Regions from separate parts of the Mus musculus genome. Here regions 1 and 2 are each linked to region 3. Evidence: chromatin loops called from intact Hi-C (ENCODE). Cell type or tissue: left cerebral cortex. All regions are shown on one strand. Links, peaks and the distances in the headings refer to the core of each region. The heading gives the core; the rest is flanking DNA. Region 1 holds the start of Gm30213 (a long non-coding RNA gene). Region 2 has its middle 74 kb from the start of 4922502N22Rik. Region 3 holds the start of Lmo3 (LIM domain only 3).

Evidence for each region. Hi-C counts contacts between places; a loop is a spot of excess contacts. Peaks named below come from ENCODE experiments on the same cell type or tissue, not always from the same donor. Only the 100,000 strongest peaks of a DNase experiment are listed, where the experiment ranks them.
Region 1: a loop joins it to region 3, with 2.1 times the contacts of the local background. A loop is called at or near these places in 3 of 42 quality-filtered maps.
Region 2: it touches region 3 in a loop (2.3-fold over the local background); 2 of 42 quality-filtered maps call a loop at or near these places.

Annotation. Positions count from the first base shown.
Region 1 is chr6:138,158,319-138,168,803 of GRCm38, reverse strand. It overlaps Gm30213 (a long non-coding RNA gene), which reads right to left and starts at 2,249. Exons shown (of 5, transcript XR_869528.3): 1 at 1,951-2,249. In left cerebral cortex, for the core only: a CTCF peak has its summit at 4,665 (motif pointing right); a DNase peak (open chromatin) is centred at 4,675.
Region 2 is chr6:139,243,631-139,254,115 of GRCm38, reverse strand. No RefSeq gene overlaps it. Among named protein-coding and RNA genes, the nearest start is that of 4922502N22Rik, 74 kb to the left of the region's middle. In left cerebral cortex, for the core only: a CTCF peak has its summit at 5,051 (motif pointing right); a DNase peak (open chromatin) is centred at 5,049; H3K4me3 peaks cover 265 bases.
Region 3 is chr6:138,414,857-138,425,341 of GRCm38, reverse strand. Lmo3 (LIM domain only 3) reads left to right here and starts at 2,312. Exons shown (of 4, transcript NM_001356306.1): 1 at 2,312-2,901; 2 at 8,714-8,927. The coding sequence starts at 8,722. A830011K09Rik (RIKEN cDNA A830011K09 gene) reads right to left here and starts at 2,237. Exons shown (of 4, transcript NR_126073.1): 1 at 1,977-2,237. In left cerebral cortex, for the core only: no CTCF peak of the experiment used is centred there; DNase peaks (open chromatin) are centred at 6,446, 7,788, 8,799, 9,547 and 6 more places; H3K4me3 peaks cover 4,811 bases; H3K27ac peaks cover 6,174 bases.

The sequences.
Region 1 (10,485 bases), core at 743-8,742, 260 kb after region 3:
TCGTCAGTGGGAGGAGAGGTCCTTGGGCCTGAGGTATTTCTATCCCCCTGTGTAGGGGAATGTCAGGATGGGAGGATGGGAGAGGGAGAGTGGGGGAGAGCACCCTCACAGAGGCAGGGGGAGGAGGGATGGGGTAGGAGCATCCCGAAGAGGAGACCTGGAAAGGGGAAAACATTTGAAATGTAAATAAAGAAAATATCCAATCAATAAGAAGCAAACGGAGGAGGAGGAGGAGCAGGAGGAAGAAGAGGAGGAGACTTTTCTCCCTGTGCAGATCACTCAGGGTCAGCAAGGAAGAACCCATGCACATCCTCACTGCCTTAACGCTCAGACTCGGTTCTAGGGTGCTCATACCTTAAATGAGCTCTAAGCATTCCAGGGAACCTTGTAAAGTTAGACCTCCTGCAGCTTAGGATATAGGTCAGTTGTGCTATGGAGGTGCTCAGCTGGAAGCACTGGGGTAAACTGTCAAGACCACATTAACCAGTTGTGGTGCTGGCCTATACTCAGTTGGTGGAGGCAGGAGGATTATGAGTTCAAGGTCAGCATTGGCTGTAGCCACAGTATAAGTTCACCCTGAGTTACTTGAGACATTGCCTAACAAACAAAATCAGGTGCTAGAGAGATGGCTTAGCTTTCTGCATGCTGGGTAACAAGCCAAACATCTTTCTTGTGTCTATGACCCCAGTTTTGAAAGGGGTAGAAACAGGAGGATTGTTAGTGCTTGCTGTCCGCAGCCTCATAGAGTGTAGGAAGAGAAAGAGATTGAGAGAGAGAGAGAGAGAGAGAGAGAGAGAGAGAGAGAGAGAGAGAGAGAAACCCTGCCTCAAAGGCACAGACAGAGAGTGACAGAGGAAACTTGGTTCCTTCTTGTGCACAGGCATGCACACCTCTCCTACACTTACATAAAATACTGAAGTAATTAATATCAAATTTTCAATACCAGTTCATGAATTTTCATAGTTTTGTTTTGGAATTAGAATTCAAAGAATATTCATACTTTGTCTCATTTTTTTCCTCTAGAGGATTTTTTCTGTACACCCCTCTCTCTCCCTGTCTTCTCTCCACAATCTTTCCTTGAAGACTTGAACTCCTTTCCTGGGCAGTTTTTCTCGGTCTGATCTTCTTTGACTTCATGGCACTTTGCCCCACTTGGATCTCCTATAAATCTCACATTCAAAATTAGAGACTTCAGCAGACAACCACCAGTCTGGTGCCCGAGAACCAGGCAGGGAGCAAGTCAGATATGACCTCTGCCCTGCGCCATCTGGCAGGGGCGGGGCACAGCACTCCTGAGATGACCTCAGACATCCACAAGTCCCACGGGACACTAAAATGAACAAGTAAGGGGTGGAGAGATAAAAGAGAAAGAGAATCAGAAGGGTGTGTGCACAATGAAGAGAGAAAGAACAGGAAAATGGAGGTTGGTGAGGAACAGCTGGATGTGAGTAGCTGATGTTGTCACCTGGGAGCATGGCGAGGTCCTTGCCCATGCTGCTACACAGGAACATGTCTAGATGGCCCTGCAGCAGCATGTTACCACCAAGATCCAGGCAGACATCCCTGGTCTGGGGTACCACCATGTTGATGTTTGAGAGCTGTGCAGAACTGGCACCACCCCTAGACTGGGCATCATGGGAGATCTGGTGCCAAAGGTGTGCAAGCAGGAGAGCCATCTGCTCCTCCCCAGGTGCAGTTCTGAGGAAAGCAGGCTGCACCTAGCCTAGCACACACAGCCGAGCTGGCCCTGGTTGTAGGGGTTGAAGATGAGCCAGTCTGAGAGTGTGAGCGTGCATGGGAGAGGTAGCCCTGTACTCATCTGCTGTGTGGATACAGAGGGAAGGTGAGGGAGAGAATCATGCCACTCCTCTTGCCACTACCCACCTGCAGCAGTCAAGAAAGCTGACCACAGGGGATCTGGAGAGCAGGAGAGCTGTCCCTTCTCCTCACCTTTTGCAGCACTCAGAGTGGGACCTGCACTTGTGCAGCATAGTAGAGCTGGTCCTGATGTCAGGGGATGGAGGCAGGGTGGGGCAGGTGAGAGAGCTGTTCATGAGAGCAGGAGATCTGGTCCAAACCCTGGACTGCTGCAGCACTCCGGAGAGCAGACCCTACCTTACTTGAGCAGCTCTGCTCTGGTAGGCACAGATCCAAAGTTGCAGGACCTCCATGACCTAGGGAAACAACAAGATGTCTGAGAGGTCCCAGTGAGGGTCTGCTATTGATAGAGTAGCAGAACCTAGAGGTCTCAAACCAGATCAGTGACTTGTCCCAATGAACATTTGCAAGCAGAGAAGTGGGTGAAATGGTATACTGTGGGACACACTGATATACTACAGCTTCCACAATGATTTTTTTTCTTTTTTGGGGGGGTGGGGGTAGGGAGGTTACAAAGAGACAGGGAAATGAGTGGGATTGGGAAGCACGATGTGAAATTCACATAGAATCAATAAAAAGTTAAATAAAACAATTAGAGACTTCGGGAGAGTTTTCCTGGCCTTTTATCCACATAGTTTTATGGATGATATTGTGTGAGTCTCTCCGGAATAAATAACTTCTGGCTGTCTTATGTTAACAGCCATTGATAATCTTTGCTTAAATCCATTACCTCATTAGGTGTTGAAAAGATAAATTATTTCTTCAATTATTAGCTGCTTTGCTTCTAAAAAGAAACATTTCCCTCTCAACAGCTATTGGTCAAGTTGGGGTGTAGTTTATATAGGAAAAGTAGGATAGATTCTTGGAGGGTTTTCAAAAAAGTTAAGATCTCCAACAGTCTTCAAAAAAGTCTGTGTATCTTTTTAGATGTCTAGATACATAGCTATATATGTATATGTGTGTAATTGTAGGTATGTGCATATATAGTGTATATATGTGTTTCTACATACATATATAACATGCATGTATAACACATATTATATAGATAACCATATATATAATGTTTTAAGGTCTTCGTCATATGACAGTTTATTGGCATGGAGCCTATATATTTTATGTTCCTCAGATTTCTGTTCTGAAAATATTTTAAAGAGTTGCAGTTCTTTGCTGCAGTAAATGGCACCCCAATAAATATTATTTGCAATCATTTTCATATTTTTTTCCTAGCTCTTTCTAGGAGGTAAATACACTACCACCACACACACACAGCACACACCACTACCACTCTCACACACTCACACACACACACAACACAGACACAAAGACACACAGACAGACATACTACACACACACACACTCACACACACATAATGCACATGACTACCACTTAGACACACACACTATCTCACACATACACATACCACAGACACACAGCACACACCACTACCACTCTCACACACTCACACACACACACTCACACACACACACACATGCACACACACACACAAGCACATCAGTTCAGACTAATGTCAAACTTAGGAATTTTGATTCCTTTTATTTTACCTATTCAAGTCCACTTCTATAACCCATTTATGCCCTGCCTCAAATTCTGATTTTAGTAACTCTAGTTTAATTACTTTTTTCTTTTAGTCTACATTACATATTCTAGTCTCAAAATGATTTTGCCTCAACTGTTGTTGATATTCTTCCTATTATGTTGTTGTTTTCCAAATGAAACGTGTTATTTTAAAGTCACCTGGGACAGGTTCTTGATGGTCATTATGTCACCAGCAGTGCTCTCAATGAAGTCTTCTTTCTTTAACTTTCCTGGTTGTATATGAAAGGCTATCTGTATTGTAGTTAATTACTATGTAACACTATTTAATTACTATGTAACTTCAGAAAGTCATAGCTCCCAAAGGGGACATTAAGAACTCACTTTGTTTCTCGTCCCTAATGTAAGCATGCACACACACATGCATCAGGATCATCTTGTATCCTTAATAATAACTTCATTGTAGAGATACTAGCATAGACAAAGTCTTCTCCTTGTTATGGTCTCATAATAATACAATGTGCACGTCCTCAGATTTCTGTCCTGAGAATATTTTAAAGAGTTGCAGTGCTTTGCTTCAGTAAATGGCACCCTAATAAATATTATTTGCAATCATTTTCATAGTTTTTCCAGTATTTCATTCTGGGATAAGTCCCTAAAAGCAGCAATCATGTCATTTTTTTTTCTACTTAGAACTCCATCTCAGACTCTGATCCGAATTCTAGCTGTAATGGTTACTGACTTTGTTTTGAGTAGAGGAATCTGGGGTGGGTTGTTGAATTAATGGATTCAGAACCTGTTTCTGTGGCAGAGCTGTGAGAAGACCTGAGGCCCCAAATGGAATCACATATCACGTTTCCTTTAAAAAGCAGTAAGATAAACTCATCAAAGAAACTAGGCCCAGGTTTTCTGACGTCATCACAATGACTGCATTGAACGTGACAGGCATAAGACCATCATTATGGGCCAGTCTTAAATTAGTTGTAGATAGTGTAAGCTCTTTCTGAGCACCTGCTTGGTGTCATTTCGTCCTAGTGTGCTCTGTTCTGTTGACATTAAGACCTGCCATAGGATGTGATCGAACGTTAGTACTTTAAACTATCATTTATGAAAAAGGTGTGATTTGATTGCTTTCCATGGGAGGTGTCATGATTTCTACATATTTACTATGAGCAAAAGGACGGCATTAACTGAAACTTCAGCTTCCATCAGAGGAACCGCATCCTGGCATGAAAACTCAACCACCAGGGGGAGCAAACCAAAGTTCAGACACTGGTGAGAAACCCATGGCCATGAAGAAAGTAAATGGTGTCTCATTGCTTATGTGTGTGTGCTTGTGTGTGCTTGTGTGTGCTTGTGTGCATGTGTGCTTGTGTGCGTGTGTGAGTGTGTGTGTGTGTGTGAGTGTGTGCGTGCGTGTGTGTGTGTGTGTGTGTGTGTGTGTGTGTGTACACGCACACACTACAGGACAACCTTGGATCCCATTCCCAAGGAAGCAATGGTTTTATTTGTTGGCCCAATGCTTGTCAAGTAGGCTAGGCTGGCTGACTACTGAGTCCCAGGGATCTGCCTGTTTCCACCTCCCCAGTGCTTGGACTACAAGTGTGCACCACCATACCCAGATTTGTTGAAATGTGTGTTGTAAGGGATAACATTTATGCAAACACTTTGAACCATCTCATCTCCCCTGCCTGGAATCTCTCTCTCTCTTTTTAAAAAAATTAGACAAATGCTTAGGCATCATGACATAGTCTAACATCTTTCCACACTACATAATGTATGATATAGAACAGAAACAAATAATTTGAGTTAAAATAGAGGAAAATGTATATATAAATAACGTGTTTATTTTTAGTAGCACAGAAAATCATACAGTCAAATTTTGGTGGCAAGCGGCTTTAAAAACTGAGTTATCTCACTGGCCCTGAAGATCCATTTTTAGTACAGTATACATTTAGCACTCATCAAAGTACTACAGATAAACAGGAATCCCTAGGCCTCTGTCGTTCCTAGCTAGTAGCTGGTAGCTTCTTGCCTGAGTGCTTTCATTTCATTATAGCTGAAAATTTAGAGGCACTTTGTTATGTGACTGAGGCCACATACCAGGAACAAGGGGAGATCTCAAGTGCAGTTGGATGAGAAATTTGGAACGGAGACTATGGTAGTCAAGCAAGAGAGACTGTAACTCCCTGAAGAACACAATGTGGCAGAAAGAGAGCAGAATTCCTCAAGAACAGGAACTATGAAAATCACATTTCCCCCTAAATTATCACAATAGCGATTCTTTCCTTTACCCTAGATACATGCCCCACTTTGCAAGGTCATAAAATAAATGGCTTCAAGTTCTATACTTGAAGTCACTCTTATTTTGGGGGTGCAGGGTCTTTTCTATTACTGTAATTGCTTTGATTAAATCTTAGGGCAAGTTAGTAGGTGCCAAATAACTAGAAAACTCACTATCCTATTAGTGTCTTAAGGGAATTGTGAGGGTCATAGGTCGACATGTGTTGTAAAAAGCCCAAATAAACATTTCAGACTTTACGAGTCAAGAGACAGAAAACAGTGTGTCACAAAAGCAGTGTGTCACAAATGGACCCAGAAAACAAAAGGACTAATGGCTACAATGGCACGGTGTGCTTCTAAGTGTAACGATAATAATGCTGCCCCCCCTTCCTTTCTTCTCTCCTTGCATTCTTTCTTTCTCTTTTATTTTATCAAGACTCTGTCTCACTCATTTTATACGCCTGGCTACCTTGAAACTCACTGTGTAGATGAAGCTGCCCTGGAAGTAGTTAATCTGCCTCCTTCTCCTCCTCCTCATCTTCTTCCTCCTCCTCCTCCTCCTCCTCCTCTTCTTTCTTCTCCTTCTCCTTCTTCTTCTTCCTCCTCTTCCTCTTTTTCCTCTTCCTTTTCTCTTCTTCCTCCTCCTTCTACGCTCATTCTTCCCTCTCTTCTCTTCTTCCTCTCTCTCTCTCTCTCTCTCTCTCTCTCTCTCTCTCTCTCTCTCATTCTCAATTTATATCTACTGATAATAAAATGGAAACTTTAATTCTATGGATATAACTCTGCCTAATCTTGGTTCATTGTTAATGCCCTCAGACACTAAACTGCTTACAAATGTTCATTAGTGAAATACCTTTTTACCATGTGGTCTCTACCAAAGCATGCCAGGGCAGATTTAACCAACAGAATATCATGAATTGGTTTCCTCCAGAGGACCCCATTACAGTTTGATTTCAGTTATTTCAATGGTCTCTTTTGACTTCTTTACAAATGTATCTAATTCCATCTCTTCAGTGATGTACACAAGACATACATCACATGGGAGATTATTAGTAGTTTCATGAAGAATTAAGCATTTCCTTCTATTATGTGTCTTGAGATTTTGGCCTAGAGGACTCTAATTCTCAGGATCATGATTTTAGGAACCCAGAATGAATAGAGCAAGTAATTTACTTCTGGCCATTCTGGCTGTCCCATCCCAACACTACTACCTATCAGTGATTGGCCTAGTCAAGTGATAGTATACTCCCATTTGAAGAAAAACAATAAGAGTAAATCTTAAAATGGGGAGAACTCAATATTTATTTAATGTTTGGGAGTGTTCATGTTGTTTTAGTGACATGACATTAGTGACTCAGAGAAAATTAATTTAAGCATTATTATTATTATTCTAAGACATGAAACCCACAAAATGCTCTTTAGCTCACCAATTGTCTTTGACCCTGTTAATGAGGTTATGGGCTTTCTACCATAATTACTCCCGCATGTTGGTGCTCACAGTCTGTCACTAGAAATGAGTAGAACACCTGCCTCCAGAACAAATAGTGTTTTCAGTCGTAGATTCTTTCAATCATCTACTTCACTGTCTTCATTTTAAATGTGAAATACTGAAAAGAGATTGAGGGAGCCTCATCTGGCATTAAGGTTGGTTGGTGAGGAAGACATCATTAGAATAAATTCTTGGATCCAACCTCTAAATACGATGTTACAAAGGACAAGGTATCCAGGAAAAGGTGCTCTCCCATTAGCTATTATGCTTGTAGATTGAATAACACAGAAATTTAATGTAGCATTTGTTTTCATGGTTAATATAAGTCATGAACTACCATTTCAGCAAACACCAACATGGTCAGTCACATTTAGGTGAGTAACGTTCTCTGATCTACAATAACTATACCAATAGTAAAGAGCATTAAATTTTATGAAGTGCTTGGTTTGGGAGCAGGGTGTAGATTATAATTTCAAGAGAACAGACGGGGGCACAGTTTGGGGACCAACTTGGTTATAGAGGCGATAAGGCTATCCAAATATTTGTTCTTATCCCATCTGTCTTCCTAAGGCGACATGCTGCAAATGAGAGGGAGAAGGCCAAATTCATATGCTCACATTTTTCAAGCTTAGTTGTAACCATTGTTATCACATTGAGCCTACCATGGGTTACAGCTAATCTGACAAAATGACGACTGACACATTAGAGCAAAGGCTGCTTTCAGAGCATGAAGTTTTAAATTTAGATAGTGCTCCTACTATGTCTGGGTTGAACTTCATCATGGCATTGTAACCCACACAGAGTGGGCGGGAACGATTTTTCCTGTCAATCATTCCTCCATGCATACCTACCCTGTGTCTTGTGATGCTGAGGTTGCTCTCACTTGGGGATTTGAGTTTCAGCACTTTGATTCTAAGGTCAATTGTCTGGCATGTGACTTGCTTTGTCTATCTGTATGATGAACAGATGTTTTCCTGGAAGGCAACCATAGGATTCTGTTTCCTCCCTTGTTTCTTTGTCATGGACATGATGATGTCTAGGCCAGACAACTGGGTAAACTTGTTCTATGAATGATCAGATAATAAATATGCCTGTTTTGTGTCCTGTGGAGTTTTCTGTTACAGAAGTTTACTTCATTCTGCCACTATGGCAAAAAAGTAGTTTGAGAAAATACTAAAACAAGTAAACATAGCTGTGCTCCAAGAACACTCTGTTTCCAAATGCCATCAATAGCTAGATTTAGCCCAGAAGCCAGAGTTTACCAAGCTCTGTCATGGAGGATGAAATACAATGTAGCACTGAATTGGCTCCAGGACTTTTTCTTGAGATCTTTCTGGATCAGCTCATTTTGGCTTTAACTGATTCCCAAAATGTGGATGTGCCCTGACATCCAAAAGTTCCTGACAAGTAACTTATAAATGACACAGGAGCTGATTCATCCAAGGCCCCTCAACCCTACAGAGGCCTTGGTGAAAGCCACTGCTGTGTACCAATCTACCACTAACACAGCAGGTCATGTGCCAATACGTTTAGAGTTAGAGATAGGGCTCAAAAAGCAGTCAAACACCTTGACAATATCTTAGGCTCAATAAAGTCTCAGGACCATGACTGACATAAAGGCACAATTCTATTCACATTCCAAACTATTTCAATAATTAATGTTTGGTGGGAGTGGATGTTTGATTTTTCAAGACAGAATTTCTCTATATAGTTCCTGTCCTAGAACTCACTCTGTAAATCAGATTAGCCCCAAACTCACAGAGATCGACCTATTTCAATCTCCCAAGTGCTGGGATTAAAGATGTGTGCTACCACTTCCTGGTCTTAATACTTTTCTTATTTAGAGTTTTTAATATTTGTTGTGTGTGTATGTGTGTATGTCCATGTTTGACACTTGTGTGCATGTGTGGCAGTCACAGGAAAACCTGGAGTCTGTTTTCTCCTCTTATTACATGAGTTCCAGGGAGTGGGCTCAGGCCATCAGCCGTACTGGAAGGTGCCTAAACCTGCTGAGCCATCTCGCCAGCCCAACAGTTTTCTTAACTGCAGGTGGTTTATCTTGTTCATATACAGATGGAGATGTGTACAGTTTAAGCTTAATGATGTAGAATTTTAGGCATCTTCATACTCTGCGTTAATTTTCCTCTTAACTTTTAATCATTAAAATCATGTGGCCTTGGAATAAATATGCCAGGAATATTTTCCCAAAGTCACTATTGTCAGTCTCTTGGTGATGTTCCAGAGTCTGTATTGTCCTGTTTTGTATTTTCCTAAAGTCCAGTGAACTGGAATAATGGCTCACTCGCTCACACACACACAGTCTCAATCTCTCCATTTTTACAGCTCACACTTTATGCAGGGCTGTCAGGGTTTTCTGAATTAAATGTGACTCGGGGCCTGCATTTGCTGACTGAGGAGGCTCACGGGTCCTATAGCTCATCCACCGTCTTCCACTTGAGCTGCCACAGATGAGAGATTGGTGCCAACTTCAACCCAACATCGACCCTTCCCAGTAGTCTGCCTTCAACAACTCCTCCTTGTCAAATCCAACAGTTTACATGGGATTTACAGTGAATCAAGGACCCTGAAAGGCACACGGGCAGCAGTAATGCTTTTCCTCATAGCAGGAACACCTATCAATGTCCCACAGGGCTGACATTTCAGGCAGGCAGGGGGGAGATGATCAGAGGATTTTTTTGTGTTGCTCTTTCTAAATGGATTGTTGGAGACTCCCAAGGCAAGGGGCTAAAAGTCAGTGTGATACAGCTATGCAACATCCCCCAAAAACACTTATTAAATTATTAATTATAAAGTAGAGCCCTTGGATGAATTGCTCACAGAAGCAAAACAAGACCCCCTAGGACTGGTCCCCTGGGTGCAAGAGGGGGCCAGAAACTCCTCTTCTGCTTGCTGCCTAGAGAAACTTCTAGATATAGAATCAGGAGAATGTTTGATCATGGCTGTAGTTCTTAGTAGTTCTTTGGAGTTTTAGAGGTTTCTCTAATGACAGGGCCCAGAAGTTGTTCAATTATACTTTGCCAGATGACTAGACAACCAAACACAGATAAGATACTGGTTTTCTGGTCATCAAGACCTAGGAAGTCTCCTCTGTGCACATCACAGTATCAGGAAAGAAGGGAGACAGGGGTTAGGGTCCAAATATTCTCTTCAAGGGATACCCACAAAAACTTACATTCCTCCACTAGCGCCCTCTTCCCAAAGGTTCTAGCACCTCACCAGTACCTGCTTCCTGGTGTTTAGATGCTTTTACACATGAACT
Region 2 (10,485 bases), core at 1,728-9,727, 830 kb before region 3:
AGCACTCTTCTAAGAAAGGCTAAGGTTGCATAGTAAACAGAAGTGAGATGTCCCAGCGATGAGGAGGAAGATGGCAGCCATATTTGCTTTCTGAAAAGTTGGTCTTAGAAATTTTTAACCTAGTGAAAAACTCATCTTTCTTCCTTAGTACTGAGTATCGCTCTGACGCACTAGTTTCAGACTTGTGAACATTTTTCCTTCTTCTGAACCCACGCTAGAACTACACTTTTTTTTTCCTGAGACAGGCTTTCTCTGTGTAGATTTGGCTCTTAGATCCAGTTAACCTCAAGTGAAGACTGCATTTTTTACAAAACTTATACCCATAGAAAACCAGATGATGAAGTCAACATTTAAAATTAAAGCTAGAGAGATGGCTTAGCAGTTAAGAGCTCTTGCTGTCTGTCTTAGTTTTCTGCTGCTATGATAAACACCATGACCAAAAGAAACTTGGGAGAAAGCATTTATATGATTCACAGTTTATGGCTCACAGTGATGGAAATCAGGACAGGAAGTCTAGCAATGTACTGGGAGTAGGGCGCAGGATATGAAGCCAAGGCCCTGGTGGAACTCTGCTTAATAGATTTCTCTTTATAGTTTGCTGGACCTTTCTTCTTATAATACCAGGACAGTCAGCCTAGGTTGTGAAACACAATTACCTGTGCCCTATAGCATCAATCATTAACTAAAAAAAAAAAAAAAAAAAAGTCACACATGCTTACCTTCAGGACAAGCTGTTGGAAGCATCCTCTTAACTGAGGTTACTTCTTATTTGACTCCAGCTTGTGCCAAATTGGCAGGAACCAACCATGACACAGTTCTTAAATAGTTATGAGTTGAACTCCCAGCACCTACACTCAGCAGCTCAACTGCCTATTATTTTGGGAATCCTATGTCCTCTTTGTGCCTCTGTGGGGTATCTGCACATAAGTGCATAAACACATGCAGTCTCATACACACATATATGAAAAATAATGGAAATACATCTTAAAAACTTAAAATCAATAATTACCATGTATTTTATCATCATGTGACTCACCATAAAATGACCATTTTGATCAATACTATGATAACTTACTACTATGTCCAAACATACTTATCACCAATTAGTCATGTCTCAAGAGAGTGCATTTGCAAATACACATTCCCAGAGGCTGTATACCAGGAAACATAGAATAATAAATTGAGTGAATTACATATTCCATATTCTAGACAGCTCTGCTTACTCTAAACAGCAAGTACATTTTGAAATTAACTTTGTTTATACTTAATGTGACCATTCTTATAGGTTATTTTTCCTCTAATTTATTTAATTTTCTTTTTTTTTTAATAATTTAGAGAAACAAAACCAAAGGCTGTTATAGCATACTAAGGAAATTGATAGTCTTTTGCCAAAGTGGAACGGAAAGTGTGTTAATTACTAGCAAGAATTAATTAAATTATCACTCTCTGGATCTTATCTGTAGTTTTTACACCATGTCTAGAATATCATTCATTTTTCTGTTAATGTTATAATACTGGTGATTTGAAGACAGGAAAAATAAGTGCTTGGCTTTATCCCTAAATGTCAACTGCTTAAGTGGCTTGACTTTTATTTTCTATTTACTTTGGTCAGTGTAAATTTCTGTGGGTTTTGCTGGTTGGGGAGAGGGGGATTTAAGGATCTGTACTTCTTGGTTATTAATATTTGACTTTTTTAGTTCTATCTATTTACTATATGACTTGTGGAAAAAAAAAACCCCACACACAACAAAATCAGTTATCTATTCACAGCGCTTAGCTGCATGGGAAGTGTGATCACACATCTGACTGACAGGCTCTGTACCTTGCTTGTGTCTTCAGACACACATTTGAATAACAACAGCTTTGGAGCTCTGCTGTTTCATTACTTAGTAACACTGTACATGCGTGTTGATTTTTTTTTTTCCTAACTTGTACTCAAGAGTATTTTAATGCTTGCTTAAACATGTCAAAATCTACTTGCTTAAACAATGTCAAAATCTGCAGAAAGCAACATGGCCCCACACCCCTTGCAATTGTTCTGTAACAGGGAGCGAGTGTTAATTTCTAACCTTCGCTGTCTGACCTAAAGCCAGAGCCTCAGTTCCCTTCTCCACCCCCACCCCCTGCAACCTCCACACCCCCACCCCCCACTGGATCAAATTCTTGTAGCAAAAAAACAACCCAAAGCAAAGTAAGCAGGATATTCAGACATCTGTCGTTCATAGGATAAATCAGTTTCCCATCACAAGACCCCCTGCCAATTATCATTGAATAGCTACAATAGGTGTGCTCCGCAATGGACCACAGGTACGCAGAGCCCATGAGCATATCTGAGGCTTTTCCACTCTGCACCAGCTCAGTTTGATCTGCTTAGGAGCAAGGCTGTATTTGCTTGGTGATGGATTAATTCCATAAGAATCACCGCTTCTCAGTAACTCCCTATGTTCCAAGCAAGCAGTCCACCCTCTGTCCTACTGAGACCCGTACACATCCAGACAGTTACTCTACATTTTCTCACTGTGAGACAGAACCTTGGAGACATTTGTGCTACACACTACACCTAGGTCATCATTAGCAATCTTCCTAGGTGGTGATCTGAGAGGGATCAGAGAGGCCTGCCTGGTCTACAAAGTGAGTTCCAGGACAGCCAGGGCTATACTGAGAAACCCTGTCTTGAAAAACCAAAAAACCAAAAACCAAAACAAGAGAGAGAGAGAGAGAGAGAGAGAGAGAGAGAGAGAGAGCGAGAGAGCGAGCTCACAAGACTCTCTCTGTTTTCTGTACTGCTGTGTCCTCATTTTGTATCATGTGGAAGGAGGAGTTTAAGTTCTTGAGTGAAGAAAGTTGGAATTGATAACTGACACATTCGATTCAATTGTACTGTGTACTTAGTAGCTGTAACACACCCGCGGCTATTGTACTGAGTATGGACTAGTCTCTCTACTCACATTGCCAAATACATACCAGGATGATCACGGTCTCTGTCTTCCAGCAGAGCATCACTGTATCATTTAAATTCACCATTGACCTTTGAGAGTCATTGCTTTCTGTATTTATGACTTTTCAGTGGCTCTGGCGAAATATCATGACCAAAGGCAACTTGTAGAAGAGGTTGTTTACTTTGGCTTTTGTTCTAGAGGAATGAACTTCAAAAGGCCAAAAATGTGTGGTCTGGCCGCAGAATCTGGAGCCTGGGTAATTACATCTTAATCACAAAGAAAGCCAAGGGAGCAAACCCCCTTCTTACCCTGCCTTCCTCTTTCTTCTCCTCTGCCCTTTCCTATCTCCCTTTCTTGTCCTCCTGTTCCTCCCTTCCTGTTCTCTCTCCTCTGCTTCTTATCTCATCTTCTTCCATGACTTCCCCTCTCTTCCTGCAACCCCCATATCTTCCTCTTGCGCATAGTCATCTGTTTGGAGAACACAGGGTAGGCTGTGTTTCTCTGACTGGCTTCAGGCGAGCCTGAATGCGTTAACCCATGGAGACCTTACAACATCCCCTCCAAGGTCCCTTTTCTCCCACACTGGTGCGTGTTTGGTTTCAGAGCATAGGACAAGGGACTGAGGTGCATATTCTACAACCAAAGCAGAATTAGCTTCCAGATTCTCCCAGCATCCCTCAATCCCTACCTGCCATAGCACACCTCTGACCCCACACATAACGTATCACCATTCACAAAAAGATGTCGAGCCGAGTCATGTTCCCTGGACACTTCACACGTCCTTATGAGCATAAGAGAGCCGCCTGATTGCTTTCTCTCTCCTCTTCTAACCAGCTCTGTGTTTTGGTTCTGAGGTTCTAAATATTTCTATGGAGAGCAATTCTGACTCTTTAAGCAGAAGTTCCCATCCATAGAACAATTAGCAGATCTAACAATAACTTGATATAGGAAAGAAAATTTTATTTTTCTATTTTACAAATATAATAGCAGCTACAGTGCCCCTTACTTGTGGCCATCATCCCTCTCTTCAGCAGATTAGACTGGCTACATACATCGCAGCCCATCAGGCATTCTTTTGAAATAATCTGTTCAATTAGTAGAGTAGATTCTGGCCACAGGCTGTCAATTAGTAATGAGTTGAAACTGGAAGACACTTCTACTTCCTGGTGCTCACATTGTTCCCGATTACAATTTTGGGAGATTCTTTGCTTTATGAGCATCTTGGCTTTTCCTCCAATGTGCTACAAGATGTCAGAAATTTTAAAATGTTTCCAGTGCAGTTGCAGTTTTGTCCAAGGTGTCTTGTGACAAAACACCAGACCCATGGGTATGTCGTAATCAAGTAATTGAAATTAAATAAAAGAAACAAAGTGTCGACCTTATTATTTCCACAAGTCAAGCATTCGTCCAGTTCCTTTGAGGACGACAGCCTTTGAACAAACGCGAACAAAGATATTTTAGCATCTTTCAGCACCAACCAACCAACAACAGTAACAACCATCAATCAATCGAAAACACACCAAAAAGGTGGGGGACAATCAAATTCTGAGAATATTCCGTCTGCTCTCTGTGGCATCTAAAATGTGTCCGGTTTTTGACCTTGCATTCATTCTGACCTACATTTTCTAACACTTCCTTCATGGCGATGGCTATGTACTCATTCAGAAATTTAATGAATCGAAATTCTATCCTTAAAAATTTTCAGAATTTTGCTCGGTTTTGTCTAACCATTTCCAACAATGTTGGCTCAGTTAGCTAGTAAGTACCATTGGTGCATAATGCTCTCTGCTCACTGTGGAATGTGATTAGAAGTCTGAGAAAGGCAGCAATGGGACCCCGGCAGCCCCTGCTCTCTCATCATGTTTTAAGGCCAAGACAGCTGCTGAGTTTCACTTTTCTTAAACACCCCTCGAAGAGAGTTTATCAGACTCTCTCCTCCTCTTTGAGGAAGGACTTAGCATTGATTTCTGTAGCAGCTATTTTTCTTTCTCTTGTTACATGGTGTTTCTGGCTCAAACACAGCTAAAGCGCCTAGAGGACCGGTTTGACTGCAGGCTGCCTGCTAAGCCCCTCCGAGTTTAGTGCGCTGGAAGAAGAGGAGAGAATGCCTTCGAGTCGCCACTAGGTGGCAGCAGCAATGTAAAAAGCACCAAAGTTGGAAAGTTGCAGAAGTGGCTGTGTGAGGTTGAGCCTTGAATGTTCTGTCATTTCAATTTGTGCCCTTGCCTTTGGAGAGAAACTAACTAAAAAAAAAAAAAAAAGATGTTTTTAAATGAATGCCTTCTGAAAAGGAACAATTAAAATAACTGTTACCTGAATGCGTTCTTCTGTGAAGCAGGACACACGGGTGGTCACACAGCTTTGGGGATTCTGATGAGACCTCAGACTTCCAGACAGAGGAGAAACAAGAAATCACACACTGAAAACAAACACTACTCCTTATCAACCAACAGTAGCTCAGGACTTGGCTTTCTGATACTCATGACTTGATGATAGTGTCAAGCCAAGACCACTTGTTTTGACAGATAGTTGCTAGAACAATTTTATGGATGCCAATGGCTTTAGCAGTACTCCAGGGAAGTAAAATAAAGTCAAGAACTACTGAAAAGTTATATGGCACACAAAACAGGAATTGCTTATTTCAGTGTAATAGGATGTATGTCAAAATATCAGTAGGATTCCATTTCTATATGTCACAAATTAGATACTGAAAATAAAGTTTAATGTTAGTTATCTTGATTGTATGTAAGTTCATGAAGTTGTATAGACTTTGGATCTTGTTAATTTTGGTTTGGGGTGTTTGTATTTATTTTCAATTTATTTTTATATAATGAAGTTCTTAAAAAATAGATGTCAGTGAATTTGAAAAGACAAATAAATGATAGCTGCTTTTTATTACGCTAACATATACACATTTCAAGTAATTTATAAAATACATGTCATAAAACATTACAAAGTAAAATTTGTGGAAGTTGGTGTTGTTATCCTAAACACTGTTGTAAACACCTGTGGACTTCCTTTTTTCTCTTTATTTTAAGTACAAAATTCATGAGTAACAATGGGATGGGCTGCAGAGCTCATTTCATGAAATAAATATTTTGTTTTATTTTTGCAAATCAGCACATTTTGTAAATGGTTGAAATTCATTTCCCGAACTCCTGTATAAATTGGCGGTTGGCACAAACCCGTCCTACTTGGGTAGCGTCAAGAGAGCTAAACTCCTGAGCATCTGTGTGGCAATGTGTGTGGAGAGCACCCTGAGCATGTGACCTGTGAATATTCTGGCAGAAGCTGTGTTATATCATGTGTAGGGTTTGATGAATGGATTAGTTGATTCTCACTGAATTTTTTAGAATATATTTCAGCACAACAGAGATTGTGATTAACAAACAAACAAACACACACACACACACACACAAGAAAACCCCGGGGTCAGTGAGACCGGGGTCAGTGAAGTGTTCCTTGGTATCCAAGCACTGAAGAAGCTAGGTAGTTTTGCCTTGAATTAGTAACCCGTGGTGAGCATAATTCTACGGGATGAACATGAAAATGTTATAATCAAGATGTGTCTTGGTCTCTTAGTGATGTCACATGATGCTGTGACAAGAGAGACTCAAGGTAGAAAGGGTCTATTTATCTCACTGTTCAAGTTGTTCAGTGGGAGGAGGCAGGAGCTGGAAACAGCTGGTCACATCCTGTCTGCTTTCAGGAAGCAGGGGGTGAAGGATGAATGCTTACTCTCCGTCTGCTTTTTTTTTCTAAAATACCTTCCAGGATCCCCCAGTGGGGAGTGGGGCCAGCCATAGTAGGTATGTATGTCCACCTTAAGCTACAAATATGGCCCCTCACTGTCATGCACAGAGGCTAATCCAGCCTAGATAATCCCTAACAAATGTGTCTAAAGGCTTGTGATTCTAGATCTTGTCAGCTTGGCAATTAAAACCACTCACCGAGACTTGTCTCAGATAAGGTTCTGTTTTCCTGTCTTTAATCAGGCATGCTTGTGGATCTGAGGACATCCTGGGCTGTGCCCCACAGCCAAGACAATCCTTTAACTCATCAAACTGATGAATGCCCTCGGGCTGTGCAGGTGACTCGGGCTGAGCTATGTCCCCTCATTCTCTGGAAAGATAAGGGTAAAATATTGGCTACTGATACTGCATCCACACCATATCTTTCTGCCGTATGGTAAAGACCACGTTTTCCCTCGTAGCCTACATAAGCACCCATTCTTCTTACCTCCTATGGAAAGTGATAAATATGACAGATATATGGAACATCACAATGGAACGGTTTTAGAGATGGAAATATAAGTGCCAAATCTGGATATAATTTTTCTTTGTGTTTCTCTTATATTAACTAGAAAAACAAATATCACCTACTTTCATTTATTTTTATTTTAAGTTTTAAAGTATACTTGTAGGATGAATGCTGTAGAGATAACTTAACATTTCTAAGTGTGTGCATCAGTTAGTGAGCAAACCTGCTCAGACGGGGGAAGGGTAAGCCCGCCTCTCCACAGTTTCCATTCGCAGATTGTGACTGGTGTAGCAATCACTTCCTGGCCTGGATGTATTGTTACAGATACTTTTGAATCCTTTCAAACTGCACTTTGGGATAGGTAGCATGTGAATGCATCAACTCAAAGGTTCTCATTAAGAGAATTGAACCAAGCAGAAAACACACTCACAACACACACACACACACACACACACACACACACCACAGAGGGAGAGAAAGATAGGTACTAGCAGTGGATTAGTGGATTTTAAATTGACATGCAAAATACCAGCACCACCACGAGGAAAGAAGTGATTTTGCTGATGGCCAGGAACTCACACGGGTACTCATTACTCTACACACACATCCCTCAGTGCTTAATGAAGATCTCACTGCCCTTAAACAGCAGGACCCACGCTTGATATCTATGCCACTTAAGGCAAACTTGAATTAGCATAGGTGGTCAGACCCAGTGAAATGGAAACCAAACTCAAATTAGCCTAAACCTTCGGAAGAAATATGAAAATAGAAATGTTAAAGTCTTTTGAGAAAAAGACGACCGAATTTTTCCCCTTTGCAGCTGCTTCGTTTCTCTTTTACAGATTTATTGACTTTGTTTTACACGCGTACATGTTGGATCTGCATGCATTTGTGTTCATAATGAATGCTGAGCCCTCGGAAGTTATGAAAGGGTGTCAGGTCCCCATGAGCTGGAGTTACAGATGATTGTGGGCCACACCATATGGGTCTGGGAACGGAACCCCAGTTTTCTTTAACAGCAACAAGTGTTCTTAAGCACTGAGCAAGTTCTCCAGTTCCAGTTTCTATCCTTTTAAACTGGTAAATTTTCCATCACCGAGGCATCTTCAGAACCACAAAAGCATCGTAGCACACAGCTCGGCCTGATGGACACAGGGACCTTAATGCTGGCCTTGTAATGTGTTTTGTTTGCAATCTGAAGCAGCGGAGAGGAAGCAGAGCATTGACTTCACAGGCCCTGCCTTGTAAAGATTGCCTGGCAGCAGCTCACGTGGGGTTTTCTGGTGGCTGGGAGAAGTTAATTGCACAAATCACCACATTAGGAGAAAGTCACGTATTTTAAACCCTATAAAACTCTCAAAATATTCTCCAATAGGTTTTCAGGATTCTCAATAAAAGCATTAATGAATCAGGAGACTGCAGAGTGTGAGGGTTACTTCAGAGATATTGGGTCCTTGGTTCTAAGTCTCAAGCTTGGAGTTCATTTAGCCACAATAAAGTGTCCAGATTTCCCAGTGATATCTGAAAGCACATCTTCACTATAATGTAGCGATGTGTGAATCTTGGGATCGGAATAAATTCCAATTTTCTCGATGGTATATGGATTTATATGAATAAGAAACACCTGAATTCTGCTTCATGTGTAGCTCAAATGAATTTAAAATGTGACACAGGGTGAGAGATATACTCTTCTGTGGATACAGGAAAGAACATCAAAAAGGGAGCTGGGGATGAGAATACTTGGGAAAATGGTAGCAGTAGGTTATTCTTAGTTCCACCGAGTCACCAGTTTGAGAAGTAGCAAGGAAGCAAAGTCAAAGAGAAGAGGTCACACAGGTTAGTGTAAATGTAGTTGGGTCCCTCGGATGGGGGGATGAAATGAGAGCTGTACCAAGCTGTGTGGATACATGGCTTGGGTTGTACCTAGAACATTTCTTTCTCTGTTCTATTTATCCCTAGGCCTAGGCCTAGGCCTAGGTCTGGAAACTTCTATCCTCCGTACAACCCAACTCTTCTGCAAACTCTTCAGCCTTCAGGCTCTGTCTGCTACCCAAGGCCTACAATGTTATCAGCCTCTGAGACTTGGTGCTGAGTAAATCCTTTCTAGATCTTCCTGAATTCTCATAGGCTGGTTTGACTCAGCTCTTCTGGCTCAACCGCCTCTCCAAGCTGACTGATTTACTTTGGGTTCTCTCAGCTTCTTACTGAATTGCTATGTTTGACCTCAAGTTTACTCTGGCTGTCTGCTCTAATCTTCTGGCTTCTTGTCTTTCTTGTCTAGCTTGTTCCCTCCGTAACCTATCTGAGCTGTAAAACTGCTGCACACCACTCCCTCCCACCACCACTTTTTCTCCTTGGGTTTCTCTTAAGGAGCATCTCTTTCCTGTCTGTTCTCATGAGAGGCATGCATCTCCTATTTCTAACGCATTCTGTCAACTCTTTCTCTGATTTGTCATGTCTGCCTCTCAACTAGACATCACTTCCAAACATTGCCAAACTAAACTTAACTTCATTGTTATGGATTAAAGTTATGTACTAAGGACATGTCTGTATTCCAGCTGGATCACAGAGACCTAGAATGTCTCAGGAAGTGATCCTTTGTCAAAGCAGCCATGTTGCTTCATTAAAATTCCTCTACAGGACAGAAGTGAACACACTGATGATGGTGATAGTGTGACACACAAGTCAAAGGATTTAAGGGCTCACATTATTCTTCAAGTCTTTTTTTATGGGGCTCAAGCATCTTGTTCATGGTCTTAGGGAGAAGAGGATTTTGGTTGCTATAAGCATACTACAGAGGACTCTACTTCCATTGAAAATCTGGGATTATTTAACCCTTTGCTCACTGAGTGTGACATTTCTGATGTGTCTGATGTTAATCAGATGCACCCTATATTGGTGGATTATTTGTCAGCTTGACCTAAACTCCAGTCATCAGAGAAGGAGCCTCAGGTGAGGAAATGCCTCGATGAGATGCAGCTGTAAGGCATTTTCTCAAATAGTCATCAACTGGTGGAGGGCTCAGCTCATTGTGGGTGGTGCCATTCCTGGGCTGATGGTCCTGGGTTCCATAAGACGATGAACAAGTCATGAGAAGCAAGCCAGTAAGCAGCATCCCTCTATGTTTTGCATCAGCTGCTGCCTCCTTGATCTTATCCTGCTTGACTTACTGCCCTGAACAGTGATATGAAAATACAAACTAAATAAACCCTCTCCCCTGCAACTTGCCTTTTGGTCATTGTGTTTTGTTGTAGCAATAGAAATCCTAACTAAGACACACCCCTAG
Region 3 (10,485 bases), core at 1,617-9,616:
CATGTGGTTTAGCATATTATTCACTAACTTCACCCCCCCCCTCTCCCTCTCCCTCTCTCTCTCTACAAGTATGGGGTATATGCTAACCCAGAGAGGAAAAGGAGGATGGGGGGAGAGGAAGGGGATGGGATACAATTAGAGCTCTGGATAGTTGCCCTTTTTTAAGGTATCAAAGTGGTTAATGCCTTTGCAGGTTGGTGTTGATATGGGGGATCTTACTGCCACAGTCCAAAAGAGTACTAATTACTGCGAATGATGTCACCGTAGGCAGAGGAATAATCCCATCATTTAATTAGTTGAATGATTTAAACAAAGATTTGCATAGATGCACTCATCAGTTGCCATGAATTACGGAGAAGCAGTTGCCAGCGAGGGGTAACAGATCATACAGTTGGAGGGAAAAAAAACCTCATCCTCCTTGAACATAATTAATTTAATTGTCCTCATTAGCTGTGCCATTTGTTTTGATTTTATTTCTCCCTTTCCCCACACATACTTCTCCCTCCCTCCCTCTTTTCTTCTCAGTACATTGGCTGCTAAAGATAACAGGCAACACACACACACACACACACACACACATACACACACACCAGAGTGTTTTCAGAGTAGATCTGGCTGGAGGGTGGGGTAGGACAAGCAGGGAGCTGTGTGGATGTGTGTGTGTGTGTGTGTGTGTGTGTGTGTGTGTGTGTGCGTGCGCGCACGCCTGAGTACTAGGGCCAGGAAAAGCCAAAACTTAAGAAGTCTGCTTATAGACTGAACAGCTGAAGGGGTTCTCAGTAATCTTCCTGTCTGTGAATTTCGGTATTTTTCAGGTTAGTTCTGAGTTTTGTTGTCTTTGAAAGGGAGAAGAAAGCAAGCCACCTACTATTTTCTTAGGAGCCTTCTGAAGGTTGGGATTAAAAAATAAATTAGACCGGCTATGCCAGGACTTTGGATATAGGGAAGCATAATTTAACATAAATATTCAAGGGGGACTGCTTTAGTGTGTGTGTGTGTGTGTGTGTGTGTGTATATATATATATGTATATATATATATATATATAATTTGATAGATCGGATAGATAGATAGATAGATAGATAGATAGATAGATAGATATTAAAATTGATGTTACAGAAGTAGCAAAGTTTTTCTGTATTGTTTGAAGGGTGTTTTGTGGGTAGTGTTTTTTTGGGGTGGGTGGGTAGTTCAACAATTGATCCTGTCTTGGCACTGAGAGCATCACATCCAGTGTCATTCAAACTGGCACTATTTTTAAGCTTAACCTTTTGACAAGGCTTTGTGAGAGATGCTGAGAGGACCTTGATAGAGACACCAAAGTGGGCGATAGCTGAAGTTTAAAAACTTAGAAAAAGGAGATGGTTTAAAGCTACCAGTGACCTATAGAGCATCGGAGTGCAGGGAAGAGGTTAAGAGTAATGGGAAAAATTTAGAGGCAAAAATAAAAGGATGTACCCAGGCCTTAAAATAAGTGTATGAAGGCAGGGTGTAGGTGGGCAAGTGGCCAGGGGACCGGCTTAGTCCTGGAAGTCTGGCTCAGCTTCCTGGGGACTAACACTGAAGCAGGTTTCAAAGTCAAGTATTCACCTATCTGTAGTAAGTGTGTTTCAGTGGCCACTTTGGGTTCAGCACCTGGTATGGGGTACAAGTTCACAGTCTGACTCCTGGGGCCATTCGAGAGAGAGGAAAGGGTGTGTGGCACTGCCTGGCCTGAGTTTACATGACAAGGCATTCTGCACAGGGACTTCAGAGAGTTTCTAAACAGAATTCATAGCCCTGGAAACTGCAGACACCCCCAGACATTTACTAAAAGGAGGGCTGTGCAGTTTTCCAGTGTTCCCTGGTAGCACTTTGATTCCTTGGCTTTTATTTTAACTTCCTCCACTGGCACTGTCAGTAACAGATTTAGAGGGCAATTTGCTTTCATAGTCCCCATCCTATTCCAAAATGCCCCCGTTATTTTAGGAAGCCCTACCCTTCTCCTTTGGAGCTCTTTTGCAGTTCTTCTTGTGGGCGAGTCCTGGAGGTAGGGTCCTTCCAGAGTCCAGTCCTGCAGAGGTCACATTCTCTGTGTGATAGGCATGGGTGGGAGGGGATGTCCCCAGCGTTTGTCAGTAGCATATGCAATGGGTTGTGCTGACTGCACTCCCAGGCTTGTCAATTTTCACCCTGGGAAATTAGCAACAAAGCCTGGATCTGTCTCGTGGCTGCTTTTGCACTTTCCGAGGGCGGCTGTACTTGACTGAGCTGCGGAACAGACAGCAGAGACACAGCGAGAGAGAGAGAGAGAGAGAGAGAGAGAGAGAGAGAGAGAGAGAGAGAGAGAGAGAGAGAGAGAGAGCTCAAGCAAGCTAGCGAGCAAGGGAGCCAGCTAGAGGGAGGGAGAGAAGGAAGAGAGAGAAGAGGGAGGGGTGGGGGCGAGAGGTAAATACTCTTAAATCGGAAGGGAGCTGCCTTCACTGTGGATCTGACAGGCGCTGCCTGGGCTCCGAGGCGCTGTAATAACTGGGTGACCTTTTCTTGGGCTGTATTATGTCTGGCTGGGAAGGGATTGCATTTTGCGGCTGAGAGCCAGGGCTTCCTTCAGCTCGGGCTCCTCGCACACTGCTGGGGTAAGTTGTCAGGAGCCAGGACCAAGAGAGACATCCCCCGGACTGCAGTTGCCTAAAAGAAGGACACCTGTGGCTCGCATGCGGTCCACACTGGTACTTGGCGGATCCTGGAGGACCTCATTATTTTAAACTTAAAAAAATATATAGAGAGAGATTCTACCCCCCGGTTTTTTTTTTTCCTTTTTTTTTTTCAAACAATGTTTCTTTTTGACCTTTCCCAAGGAGAAGCGCTACCAAGCAGCCGCTGGGCTCATTGAACACCCTCCCCTGTATCGCTTAATTGAGAAGGTAAGTCAGGGGTTGTGTACTCACGCGTCGGCTTATTTGTGCTGTGTATGTCTGCTGGTGCGCGCGTGCGTGTGCGGATGTTGGGTGGCTTTTTTTTCTTCTTCTTCCCCATCCTCTCCCAAGAAGGCATAAAGTAAAGCTGCACCCGAACCATCCCCACCACCACTGCAACTTTCACCGGGCTGCAGGTCTGCAGAGAGGGTTTTGTGTTTGTTTGGTTCTGTTTAAATCATGGGAGGCATCATTATTTTTGTGATGAGACATGAAATAGATGTGGGGCGGAAGACGTGGATGCCGGAGGAAGAGAGTGGAGCGCGCGGCTGCAGCGCGACGCAACATCTCAAGTAGGAGTCTAGTGCATAATAGACAAAGTTCATTGGGAGCTGCAACATTCGCACACCCTGACTCTGGAAGAGGGGTTGGGACAGTTTGCAAAGGTTGGGGGCGGGGTGTTGCTACCAGGCTAAGGGAAGTGATATCAGTCTTGGGTATTTTCCCAGACCTTTCTACACCTGCTTGATGAAATGTATGCCTGCCACCCCCAAGAAAGAGTTGAAATTACAACCTTGTTTTTGTCTACACCCCTGCTTCTCCCAATGCAACCTTAATATCAAAACACTGCTTCTGTGTGTTGCAAAAGTGACTGTGTCGTGTTCAGTGGACATAGGTTCCTTGTACCCAAGTGTCTGCATCTTAACAGGGAGAGAGAGAGAGAGAGAGAGAGAGAGAGAGAGAGAGAGAGAGAGAGAGAGAGAGAGAGAGATTCAGCACATTTTAACCGGGGCTACTCAGATTGCTGTTATGAAACACAAGTCAGATTTATGATCTTTTTCATACCGAACACGATATGCTATGCTAACACTGCGTGTGACGGTTTAATCAAATCCATTTGTTACTAGGAAGCTAAAAGGGGCCGCTGGGATTTTAGGATTACAGGCAGAGTGAGGGAAGCATGTGGCTTTGTCATTCGCCATCATTTTACACGCTCCCTCGTCCCTTCCCCCACTGCCTGCCTCCCTAGCCACTAGACCCCAGCTCCCAAAGTGGCTTCACAATAGTGGATCCTGGGCCCTGCATGCTGCTCACCAGATCCACGCTTGGGCCCCAGATCCGAGTGATTCCCTTTTCTACTCTCTGCCTCCGGGCTTGGTGCTCCATGCGAAGCTGCAGCGACTCAGGCACGCCTCAGTCAACTCATGCAGAAACAAGAGAAAAGTTTTGGTAAGGTTACCTTCTATCACAGAGGCACTTTCTCGGGCCGCTAGGCACTCGTGGCTAGCTCCACAGACTGCCCGTTCTTCTCCTGAGGAAGATATGAAATAATATTGTTGCTGCTGCTTTTAAAGACTGCTGCTTTCGACCAATTAATCTCGCTAGGTGCCAAAAATCCTGGTACATTCTTTGCAAAACCACCCCTGCGTGGCTGCAAAGACACAGCCACAAAAGGTTGGATCATAAACTCCGCAAGGAGATTCTTTGTTAGAGTGTATGTATGTTTCTTATTTTTTTTTTTTTATTTTGCATGTGAGCTGCATCAAAATTGAACCCAGTCTTGCAAATCTCTTGTTGGCCTTTGCCAAGCACTAGCACTTTGCTGCCATGGTAACTGTAATTAAACTGATAAGAGTGGGGAAATGTCAGTATCTCTGAGCCTTGCAGCTGCATTGGAGAAAAAGGGAATCAAATTGGTTTCCAGCTCCATTGCTCAAAAAGGGGAGGGTGGTGGAAGGACGCGGAGGGGGTTGGGAGTTGAAGGGGCAGAACAGAGTTAAGCAGCTCCGGTACCAGAGATTTGGGGACATATATTTACACTGTTTCCCCTTAGGGGGCTGCAGCCTGTAGGGGTGCTCTGGGCCAGTGAACAGAGAGAAACAAGCTTTTAGGCCCAATCCAGTTTTGCAATCTGGGTTGGGGGAGCACAGGGGGTTGGGGGGAGGTGCGTGAGTGGGAGGAAGATGGGCAGGAGGAGAGACAATCTTTTGTTTGGTACTCTTGGCAGTGGGAAGGCTGTGTTGGCCAAATTCTTTTAATCTATGTCATTGCTCCCAGCTGCGAAACCTGCGGACCCAATTTTTGCATCCTCTCTTCCAAAAGCCCTTCTGGATGGAGCCCCCTTCCTCGGCTCCCAAATTGTGCTCTGTAAATCTTCTGAAAGGGGAAGGAATGTTCTCCATTCATTCAGCGTGATCAGTCCAAATAATACATACATGTTTTTTTTTTTTAAAAAAAAAGCCCACAGTGCCTGAGCACTGCACATCTTTCGTTATTCTGGTTATTTTTTAAGCTCCTATGTGTTGTGGAGTTGTGGTTACTTTGTTGTGTTAACTACTGAAGCTAAGACTGTGCGGATGAATGGCACAGAACAAGGGAACATAATAGATGCAATCAACCGGCAGGCCTTCTCACAATGCAATCCAGGCAATTAAAAGCTCACCAGAGTTTAAATGAAATGGTTCTACTTATTTCTGCACAGCACACTGCACAGGCTATTATTTATGTCTTTAAAATAAAATAAAAAAAAAAAAACAACTATGATTTCCCTTAAACTGTCAAATAACTCAGAATGACAGGGTCTCAGAAGCAATAAGAATTTCCCTCAGAACAATTTGCATGCCAATCTAAAGACTAACTAGTTACCGGTGCTGATGGGCTATGAGCAACTTGGGAAGTGTCTCTTAGCCACGAACACATAACTCTCCCCAGACATCCTATTTTGGATCAAGAGCAGAGACTGCTCAGTGCTTTCTGCTTTTTAGGTGCCTGGCAATGTGGTGACTACCAAGTGGTTGTTTTCCTACATTTTTTTTTCCTAAATGCATAGAATAGAACAGATTCCATTTGCAAGAGAAAGGGGGGATATGGCCTCTAAAAGAAGATATGAGGATAGTATAGAAAAATATCAGACTCCTTTCATGCACAAGGCCAAACAGAATGTAAGAGTTTCAGTTATTAATTGGCCTCTGAGTGCTAAATTAAAATGTCAACACAACAAAAACACTTTGTGAAGACAAGGATAGTAATTCTGTGCCAAATGTTGGTAACTGCTGTCTTGGTTACAATGAATTTTGAATAAAGATAGCTGACCCTCTACACTTAATAATATCATGAGTATGGGAAATAATGGTGTTTAGCTTACTACCAAAAAGAATTAATTTTTAATCTTTTAGCTTAGTGATGTATTTAAAAAAAAACAACTTAGATAATTAGGATAGTTACCCTTAACAAACATTTAGATGCTTTCAGACATGAAATCCTGTCTGTTTTTAGTAAATCAAAACCCTGCTTCGTCTTCTAGGTATATGACTAAGAGGCGCCTGGGTCTGTTGTACACCCTAATTAATGGGATTCATGCCTTGTGGGACCTTGCTAGAAAAGGATAACTAGTCTGATCAAAGAAACTTCATTTGTTAGAAGTTCTAGAGAGTGAGATTTAGCAGAGCTATCAAGGGTTATGATTAATCTACACTAGGCCCTGAGCTCCTTCAAAGAAAAGGGATCACAAACCAGGCTATGGGGCCACCACCTGCTCTTCTGCATGAATCTGGCTGATGGTCCACAGCGCGGAACACCACAGCCACGAGTGTCAGACACACAGGACAGCCACGCTGCTTCCCTCCCTGCATGCCCTCCTCTGCAACTCTCCCAGACAAATAATTCTCTTACCTGAGCTCAAGAAGAAATAGTACACATTAATCCCCTGCCATGAGTAGCTAGAAAACAGACTGGGCTGTGGGTGTGCTTGCAGGCTCCTCCTCATCAGTGGTGTTTGTTGGTGGTGTTTTGTTTGGTTTTATTTGTTTCTTTCTTTGTTTTGTTCTTTTCTTTCAGGGTAGGTAATGAGGGGTGGCCATCAGAAGGGAGGAGAGAGTTTATGAATCTTGAGGAGATATGGCTCACCAGTGCTTCCCTTCTCCCTTCTGAGAGGCTCTGAAACACGGGCATATTTGCTGTTGTATATCTCTGTCCAACCAAGTTTAAAACTTTAGGCGGGAGAAGAAACCAAGTGTTAAGGGGTGACCCTCGGGGTACAGGTGGATCACTTGGTGTCAGGGGCACAGCACTACTTACTGTGCTTTAGCTTTCAAGGGACACCTTTGCCTCTGTAGCTCTCTGTGTTATCATTTGTAATACAGGGGAGACAATGATGCCTGCAGTACTTTATAGTGGTTCAAATCCATCATTTGATGAAGACGAAGCTTTAAAAGTTGGCCAGCATTCCTTCCTTCCTTCCTTCCTTCCTTCCTTCCTTCCTTCCTTCCTTCCTTCCTTCCTTCCTTTCCTTCCTTTCTTTTCTTTCTTTCTTTCTTTCTTTCTTTCTTTCTTTCTTTCTTTCTTTCTTTCTTTCTTTCTTTCTTTCTTAACTGAGTGTTTGACACCTGGGGAACAATAAAGGAAAAAACTCAAAAAATGAGTATTCAGTTAATGGAAAATATTTCAATCAAGTTATAAAAGCCTTAGAAGACAGCCAGACTAGTTGCTTGTGAAGAAAGCTCAACACTAAAATATAAAAATGTTTATTTAGTATGGTGCATGTACACCTTCTGTGCATAGCTGTTTATGGATGAGTGCCTAATTTTGTACCTTCTTAGACTTTGTCTTCTATTGTTTCCTTCCCTTATAAAATAAGTGTATGTTTGTGGCTATAAATCACATGATCCCATGCTTGTTTTATATTAGAGCATATATTATATAACCAAGTGATGAGTCTTCAATATAAGCAGTGACTAATGTGTATGAAAATAGATATACTTTGCTATTTTAGCACAATGAATACTTTGGAATATTAAGGACACAGAAGCAAGTATTTGGATGTAAGTAAACACTGTAGGATTTATAGACTTTGGGCAAGATGTACTGTGCACTTATCTATAAACTTTTGTACCTCCAAGAAAGGGTCTGAATTTCTCCTACAGATACATGCTCCTTCCTTCAAATGCATGTTAAGTGAATTGTTTATTCAGTTAGGCAAAGCTCGGTTTCGATCCCCATCAGCCAGCTGAGTTAGTTTCAGTCTCTTGCTTCTCAGGGTGCCATCCACTTGTTCAGGTGCTCTTCCCAGGGGAACAATTCTGTGTGGAGAACGGGACTGACTGCATGGAAATAACTGAAGGCTTGCTAACTTCCCCTGTCCAGTGTCAAGGTCCAATGTACAACATCAGTTTACCACTGTGACTGCTTCCTGTGAATAAGTTCATCATGGTTTTCATATGGCTTTTATAAAATTCAAACATAGCTCGATTATAGTACATCCATCAAAAAGGAAGAAGGAAGGAAGGAAGGGAGGAAGGAAGGAAGAAGGGAGGGAGGGAGGAAGGAAGGAAGAAGGGAGGGAGGGAGGGAGGAAGGAAGGAAGGAAGGAAGGAAGGAAGGAAGGAGGAAGGGAGGAAGGAAGGAAGGAGGAAGGGAGGAAGGAAGGAGGAAGGGAGGGAGGGAGGGAGGAAGGAAGGAAGGAAGGAAGGAAGGAAGGAAGGAAGGAAGGAAGGAAGAAGGGAGGGAGGGAGGAAGGAAGGAAGGAAGGAAGGAAGGAAGGAAGGAAGGAAGGAAGGAAGGAAGGAAGGGAGGGAGGAAGGAAGAAGGGAGGGAGGAAGGAAGGAAGAAGGGAGGGAGGGAAGAAGGAAGGAAGGAAGGAAAGAAGGAAGGAAGGAAGGAAGGAAGGAAGGAAGGAAGGAAGGAAGGAAGGAAGGAAGGAAAGAAGGAAGGAAGGAAGGATAGAAGGAAAGACGAGTGCAAAGGTAGCCTTTTATCATTTCACTTGTTTGTCTGTCCTTCTGTCTTGGAATCTCAGCTCTCTTCTCTTGTTTCTTTTCCCCAGGCATACAAATGCTCTCAGTTCAGCCAGACACCAAGCCAAAAGGTTGTGCTGGCTGCAACCGAAAAATCAAGGACCGGTATCTCCTAAAGGCACTGGACAAATACTGGCATGAGGACTGCCTGAAGTGTGCCTGCTGCGACTGCCGTTTGGGAGAGGTGGGCTCCACCTTGTACACGAAGGCTAACCTTATCCTTTGTCGCAGAGACTATCTGAGGTAGGAATTGGCCCTTCCATGCCAGTGTTGGCTGGTTGCCTTTTACAGTACGTTTATAATTATGTTTCTGGCTTGTTTGTTTGCTTTCCGTAACTGCCGACTGGTGTTCTTGAAAGATGTTACACTGCCAGCCTTCACAATGCTGGCCTTTATCAAGCAAACTTTTGCTTAAGGGATAGCCAACAAAAAACATCTAAAGTGTTTTAATTTGGCTTGTCCAGCTAAGTACTCTGACTGAAGAACTCGTTACTTAACATTGAAAATGGCAGCTAATGCCAGGGACGTTCTGACAAGAACAGCATCCAGGTTGTTTCTTTAGAGAGCAAGAGGTGAAACTGGTTGAGATCGGCAGAGAAATGAGTCTGTTTCGTAATTACCTAATCATTTTAGCTGTGTACTTTTAAATAAGTTCAACTTTAGTTGAACTGAGGGGTCTGGTTATCCAGCTCACTTTCCTGTCTTGCGTACATTCTAGGAAGTCAGTTCTAAAGTCTTAATTTGTGTTTATTAGTATATTTACTGCAGTGCCTTGGACCCCTCACACAGAGTGACTGTTTCTCCACTTAGTGATATTCAAGTCACTGTTTCAATATTGAACAGCCTCAGACTTGCTTGTTGTGTTATGAAGAGTGAAAAGTAACTACCTCAAAGTTAACGGGAACCATTGCCACCCTCCAAAGTGCAAGCACCAGGAGAGTTCCACGACAGTGTGGGCAGCCATAGCTGTGCCAGTCTGGTGTTGGTCCAAAGCCTCCCTGCTTTTTGTCAACACAGAAATGCTCCTGAAGAGAATGTATTTTCTTTTCAGGGGACTTTGTGACTTGACTTAGCTGCAAATGACTTATCTTAATAAAGTGGGATCTATCAAATTAGAGAAATGATATATGGCATCATTTGGGCTTTCATATTTGATACAATTAATCATTTTTTTCGAGCCTGACATTAAGCTATTTATTTTGAATCGTTTTCCTTATGACACAAAATTTATCAATTGGTAGCAACTCTCTAACCAACCATCTTGGCCATTCTGAGATGTGGTTCTTAGGGAATTTGATCCCTTTTTTTCTTAGTCTGTAATTCAGCTACTTAAAGTCAGACTTTTATCCTAATACATATATGTCTTTTGATTAATGGTGGTTGTATAAGGGCGAAGCCAGTGTGGTTTATCACATTGTGCTCTCCCCTGGAAGTATTGCTCTGGCTTGTGCCTACAGCCTCCTGGCTAATTATAAGCACTTGTTACTACTTCCCAGAGCTCAGAAGCACGCAAGGTGCCAACAATGGAAGGTGACTCTCAAGAGCCAGGGCTTCCCTCATTATGGTGGCAAACTAATCAGAGTTAACTTACAACACGAATTCTTTCAGAACTCAGCAGTCTTTGAACTTTCCTTCTTTGAAATAAAAATGTCTCCTGTGCTCATTGTGAATGAGTGCCTCGGTCCCAGATAAAGCGTTTGTGTTTGCTTTTCATGATCTGACGTGTTGCTTCCCAGGTTCGCTTTGTCTGTGCTAAGCAATACCCACATCCTTTTGACTCCTTTTGACTTATATTATGCAC